Linked DNA regions of Mus musculus: region 1 is linked to region 2. A link is a loop called in an ENCODE intact Hi-C map of the cell type or tissue named here. Cell type or tissue: heart. All regions are shown on one strand. Each heading gives the region's core, and the rest is flanking DNA. Links, peaks and the distances in the headings are about the cores only.

Evidence for each region. A loop is a pair of places that touch in the nucleus more often than their neighbours do. Peaks named below come from ENCODE experiments on the same cell type or tissue, not always from the same donor. Only the 100,000 strongest peaks of a DNase experiment are listed, where the experiment ranks them.
Region 1: it touches region 2 in a loop (1.9-fold over the local background); 4 of 42 quality-filtered maps call a loop at or near these places.

What each region holds. Positions count from the first base shown.
Region 1 is chr3:52,757,196-52,760,110 of GRCm38, forward strand. The region is part of intron 1 of Gm2447 (predicted gene 2447); the gene reads left to right. Among named protein-coding and RNA genes, the nearest start is that of Gm2447, 19 kb to the left of the region's middle. In heart, for the core only: a CTCF peak has its summit at 1,562 (motif pointing left); a DNase peak (open chromatin) is centred at 1,576.
Region 2 is chr3:52,381,920-52,384,834 of GRCm38, forward strand. No RefSeq gene overlaps it. Among named protein-coding and RNA genes, the nearest start is that of Gm38537, 84 kb to the right of the region's middle. In heart, for the core only: no CTCF peak of the experiment used is centred there; a DNase peak (open chromatin) is centred at 1,612.

The sequences.
Region 1 (2,915 bases), core at 167-2,666, 380 kb after region 2:
AGTGTGGCATCATCCTTCTCTTTTGGTCATTGGAATAGCCCTGTTTTGGGGTTACTTGTGTTCTTGGGGTTCAGAGGAACAGAGCTCCAGTTTGTATCGGGGTCTCCTGAGTATGGGTTCTGTGTACTTTGTATGACAAAATCTTTGACGCTGTAGTCAGAGACCACTTGATCCTTGACCTCAGGACTATTTCATGACATTTCTAGTGTAGATTTTGTTATGCTTGGGGAAGTTTTAGTTTAAGCCTTCCCCCAAATAGAGAGACAGGACTGTTTGTTTTTGGACCCTGGATCCCGGGACAAGGGACTGAGGTGCATATATTACATATCAAAGCAGACCTGGCCTCTAGGTCCTCCAAGAATCTCTCAGTCCATACCTGGCATACCCTGCTCCCAACTTGAACTTTGCAGCCCACAGGTTGGGCTACCATTCTCCTAGAGGCTCCTCCCTATATTATCCAGACAGTTTGGCCTCCCTCCTCCTCTTCCACCTCCTCCTCCTCCTCCTCCCCCTCTTCCTCCTCCTCCCACTCCTTCTCCTCATTGTAGTCCTCCTCCTTCTCTCTCTGCCTCAGCCCTTTCTCTCTTTTTCTTCCCCTTCTCCATGGCGACTCCCCTGGCCTGTGAACTCTCAAGAGAGCAGCTTCTGTTTAATATATCTAATCTGGCTTGGATTGGCTCATTTTACCAGCAGAGAAATAACCCATCAAGGACATGCTGACTTAAATTATGTCCAAAGCATGGATCTTGTGATTCCTTTCCCAGATTTTATAAAAGAGGATTCACTCAGAATATTACTGAATGAAGTATGAGTTCTGTAGAGAGCTATTCATTCAGGATCTTCTAATCATGGATTCTAACAGTCATTTTATTCACTTCAATGTCATTGTCTTTTTCAGATGATATTTCATTTCAAAACCTGGGCTCACAGCCCCCTTCCACAGAACTCTGTGGTCTCTCTATCCTCCTCATTTTGTCTTGCTCCATGGAGGGAGGTTTGTTTTGTTTTGTTTTGTTTTGAACCCAACTACTTCCTCTTTGATTTGGTGGCAAATTGACTGTCTGAGTGAGTAGAATAATTACTTCCATGGCAATGGGTGAAGTTAGAGACAGGCCATTATGTGAGCATTACAGAGAGACAGGGGCTGAATTAAAAAAAAAAAAACAAATAAATAAATAAACCCCAAACCAGTAGCCTTAATAATGGCAGGATAGAGAGAGAAAATTACTGGCATTATAAATTGCTTTTTTTTTTTGGAAAAAAAACTTTATCTTCTAAAAGGCTGTGACAGTTGAAAAAAAAAATCTCTCTCCAGTTTTAATTGTGGATAATTTTGTGAAAGGAAAAACCTCTCTATGAAAAATGGTGTGATGAAATGTGTTTAGTTTGACTTTGGCAAAGCTCTATGTCACTCTGAATGACTGCTTCAAAACAGACACAAATAATATTTGCTATTACTTAAAAGTTTGTGATAATTTGCCTCCGAAGAAAAGGAAGAGATTGAGAATCAAAGGTTGGGCCCTGAGTCTAGCTCCTCCCTAAGGAAGTGTTGTGTACTGCCACCACGTGGAGAGCCAGATAAAGAGTCTAGCATGGCCTTGCCTATCTGGGACTGAGCTTCACCTCTTTGGAAGATGGACACACACCAGGAAGAGAGGCAAGAAGACTTCAGTGTTGCCAGAGCAACTGCTAGGAGACACCTTGGAGTTCAGATGTCACATCTCAACAGGGATGCAGGTCAGTGGTAGAACATGTGCCTAGCATGCACATGACTGTGTTCCCACCTCAGCACCAGCAAGAAAAATCACACGAGAACGCCACAGCTGAATCTCATTTACACCAACCTTTAGTATAATTTGAGCAAGCATTGCTTTCAAGTTCCACAACACGTTATAATTAAGCAATTAGAATGTAAGAAAGAAAGAAAGGAAATTTAATAGAACAGGCATTTCATGTGTATTTTAGCCCAACAGCAGGCAGTGGTATACTGGGGTGATTGATACACTTTAAATATTATTAAGCAGCTTCACGGGGGGCCTCAGCCAGCCAGTAGATAGCAGCTTCTGCACTGGTGTTTAAGACACATGGGCCCTCAACTTCTTTTTCTGGCTTTTCCAATGGCCAATGGAGAAACAAGACACACTGGCTCGGCAAGAACAAGAGACAGCACTGAAATCAGCATCTAAGAGTTCAGTATACTCTGGGACCATCAAATGTAGATGACTAACATATCTCTTCTGCCAGAAAGTTCTCAAGCCTTTGGGAAACCAAGGAAACCTGCAGCTTCCCTGTATGTAGGCTTCACTGTGCAGGAGGCAGCAGCACACACTCGGGGAAGGGCCCAGACCATAAAGGAGCTTGGGTTCCAAGGTCACTTTGCCTTCTACTAGCCATGACAGTTTGATCATTCACTGTGTTCCATTTTTCTCGTTTGAAATAAATTCTCATGGCAATCATATTACCTCCTTCAGGGAGCTTGTTTGAGGCTAAATGAGGCAGCTCCTAGGAGCAGAGCGGCATAGGAGGCAGTAAGTACCAGGCACAAATGTTTTGAAAGCTTAATGCTTAAGTTCACCAAGGGCTGAATCGCGATTGTTATTGATACCACTCATTTGCTCATTCTTTCATCGGACACACATTTGTTTAGCAGATAGTATGAGCCTAGCCGTGAGCAGCCAGCACGTACCTAAACCTGTCCAGCACAGCCCTTCCCATGCAGGAATGTAGACGTGCCGACAAAAAAGTTACAGCAACACGGGAAGCGCATAGGTGAACATTTCCATGATTATACATGTTTCATGCCTGGAGACGCTGGCATGTGATGGACAGCAGACATGGAAGGCGAAGAGGGTCCTCATGAGCCGCACTCAGGAGAGGAAGGAAGGCGTGTAAGTTAGGGGGAGGGGCTATGGAGG
Region 2 (2,915 bases), core at 275-2,774:
AGGGTGGAGGGTGGGTGTCGGGGAGAGGGAGATGAGTGGGATTGGGGTGCGTGATGGGAGATTCACAAAGAATCAAGAAAAAGTTAAACAGAACAAACTCACTAAGACTTTTTATGTTTGCATACTGCCATTCCTCCTACTTTACCGCACCTTTGGGTGGGTTGTATTGTGTTAAACAAGTTTAGTCACCCCATTGGAATGCACATTTGCTTTTGTCTTTAATAAATGGTAATTTGTAGGAATAAAAGACTTTTTCTTCCTGTTTCTTCTCCCCCTTCTCCTCTTTCTCTCTGAGCAGGGTCTTAGGTAGTGTCCAAGCTGGCCCTAAACCTTGCTGAAAGATGACTCTGTGGCCCCACGTCTCAAGTGCTACAATTATAGGTGCGCACCAACATGCTTGGTCTTAGCTACCTTTCTTTATGATTTCTTGTTTGATCCGTGTGTCTGTTTTATGTGCCTATATACTCAGAATCACATGAAATTATTCCAAGGAGAGGGAGTCAAAGGGGAACAAATTGTAGGCCCTTTCTAGTGGACTCTGTGACAAAGCTCTATTCCACTCCAGGTTAAAGAATCCAGGAGGCAAGCCAGGCATGGTGGTGCACGCCTTTGATCCCAGCACTAGGGAGGCAGAGGCAGGCAGATTTCTGAGTTCGAGGACAGCCTGGTCTACAGAGTGAGTTCCAGGACAGCCAAAGGCTAAACAGAGAAACCCTGTCTCAAAAAAACAAAAAAACAAAACAAAACAAAACAAACAAACAAACAAACAAAAAGAATCCAGGACGCAATTGCCTCTTGGTGCAGTCAACTGCTGGAAAGTTTTTTTTGATAAGGAATATTTTTTGATACCTGATGTTCTTTCTTAGAGACAGGTGTCTGGAAAGAACACTTAGGAAAAATATTCCTACCCTGGAAGAGAATGGCAAACCAGATCTTCTAGGTCAGTGGCTCTCAACCTTCCTAATGCTGTGACCCTTTAATAAAGTTCCTCACGGTGTGGTGACCCCCCACAACCATAAAACTATTTTCATTGCTACTTTATAACTGTAATGTTGCTACTGTTATGAGTTGTAATGTAAATATTTTTGAAGATAGAAGATTACCAAAGGGGTTGGGACCCACAAGTTGAAAACCACGGTATTTTTCTAGGCAGTAAAATACAATTTTTTGACTGAAGGAGGGAACTAATTCTCAAAAGTTGTCTTCTAATGGCAACTGTGCGCTGTGGCACCCATGTATCCACACACATTCCCAAACACAAATAAATAAATACATAAACAGATAATAAATAAACATAATTAAAAAAAAATAGCCACCTCTGTTGGTGACCTTAGAGGATTGAAAGAGAGCTAAGTGCCTCTGAATAATAAGGCTAGAAGAATTCTGGTGTAGAGCAAGGCCTTTGGCATTGTGATAGGTGGATGTTGGTTGGCAAGGCCCAGAGGACAAAGGCCTGGACTCTTCCTCTCAATGGGAGTGTGTGCTGACCCCGTATCCTGCCTGGCTGGCCGATGCTACGGCCAGACTGTGATTGAAATGAAAATATCCTTCTAAGGGTATTTCAGGTTCAAATTCCAGTTGGCTTGTAGGAGGAAGGGGATCTTATCTGATGACAGAGAGTGGAAGCCGGCCTCTGATGGTTACTCACAGAATCAACAGAGGCTGGGAATTCCAGGGAGGAGCGCTTCAGAAAACCTGCATCCAAGTCCTTGACGTCTACTGGAGGAGAACAATGGGGTAAGGGCAGAGCCAAATAGTCATCTGTAGTCATGGTGAGACCGGAGTTAGAAAGCCACATCACCATTCCTCAAAAGCTTGGGAATTCCTTAGGAAACAGTGCCGGGACAATGGCGTGCGTCTCTACCTGCCCTGCTTCACAAGTGTCTGGGTGAGTCTCTCTGCACCAGACAGGTGTTCTCGCAGAAAGTGGAACCTAAAGTCACAATATATAGGGTTTCTCCATGTGGGGTCCTATAAATTTATTGCGGGCATTAACAGAATTATGACTTGGAAAAGAATGGAAGTTTTTCAGTAATTCTCTGGAAGTTGGCGGGAGCTGAGTTTTGGTGAGTGAATTTCAACTGGAAATTAAAATGGATGTTTCGAGTGAGTTAACTTCAGGCCCCCAGACCTTCCGTCTCACGGCAAATCTGTTTTCATTTTACTCTGCTTTCAACATAAACCTTGCCGCTCTGGGGTCTCCCGAAGGCTGGAAGCATCCAGAGCAGTCAGAAAAGGCCACCACTCTTTGTCACTAATATTGTGAACGATCTGCCTGGGACAAAGCCCTCCAAAGGCTCCTTCCAAATTGGTCCATGGCTGTGCTGGTAGTGAGGAGGCCTATAGAGCAGTGACCAAATCTGGGGCCAAAGTACCCGCTGTTGGGAATGATGCCAAAGCCAGAGAGTATGTTACAGTTAACTCAAGCAGTAGAGGAGCCTTTCCTGCTACTACAGCGCATGATCCTCCCTCAAGGAAGCTGACTGGGCCAAAAGAGCAAACTCTGAGACAAATAGCAATGAAATAAGTGTTTTATATTCCACCAAAGCCTGGAGATGTGAGGGTTGTTCTGTGCTTTACAGTTTAATGGTAAAAAAAAAAGTGTAGAACATTCTACAACACGAGGCACAGGCTGTTCTGTATAGAAGTCAGAAAAACCAAGACTCCGTATGTGAGGGGGAAAGAGCAAGTCTGTGAACAAAGGACCAAAGACGTGGATAAGGGGCCATAAGGTGTACTGGAAATGGTGACAAGGACACAAATGAAAGTATATACTTCCCAATGTATTCATCCCATGGGATTGTGAGCCACTTCCTAAAATACAGGTGACTTAAACCCAAGAGCAAACAGCTAACAGATGCCCAAGCAAATGGCTATTTCTTTCCTTTAAAATAAGTAGTATGGATTTTCATGTG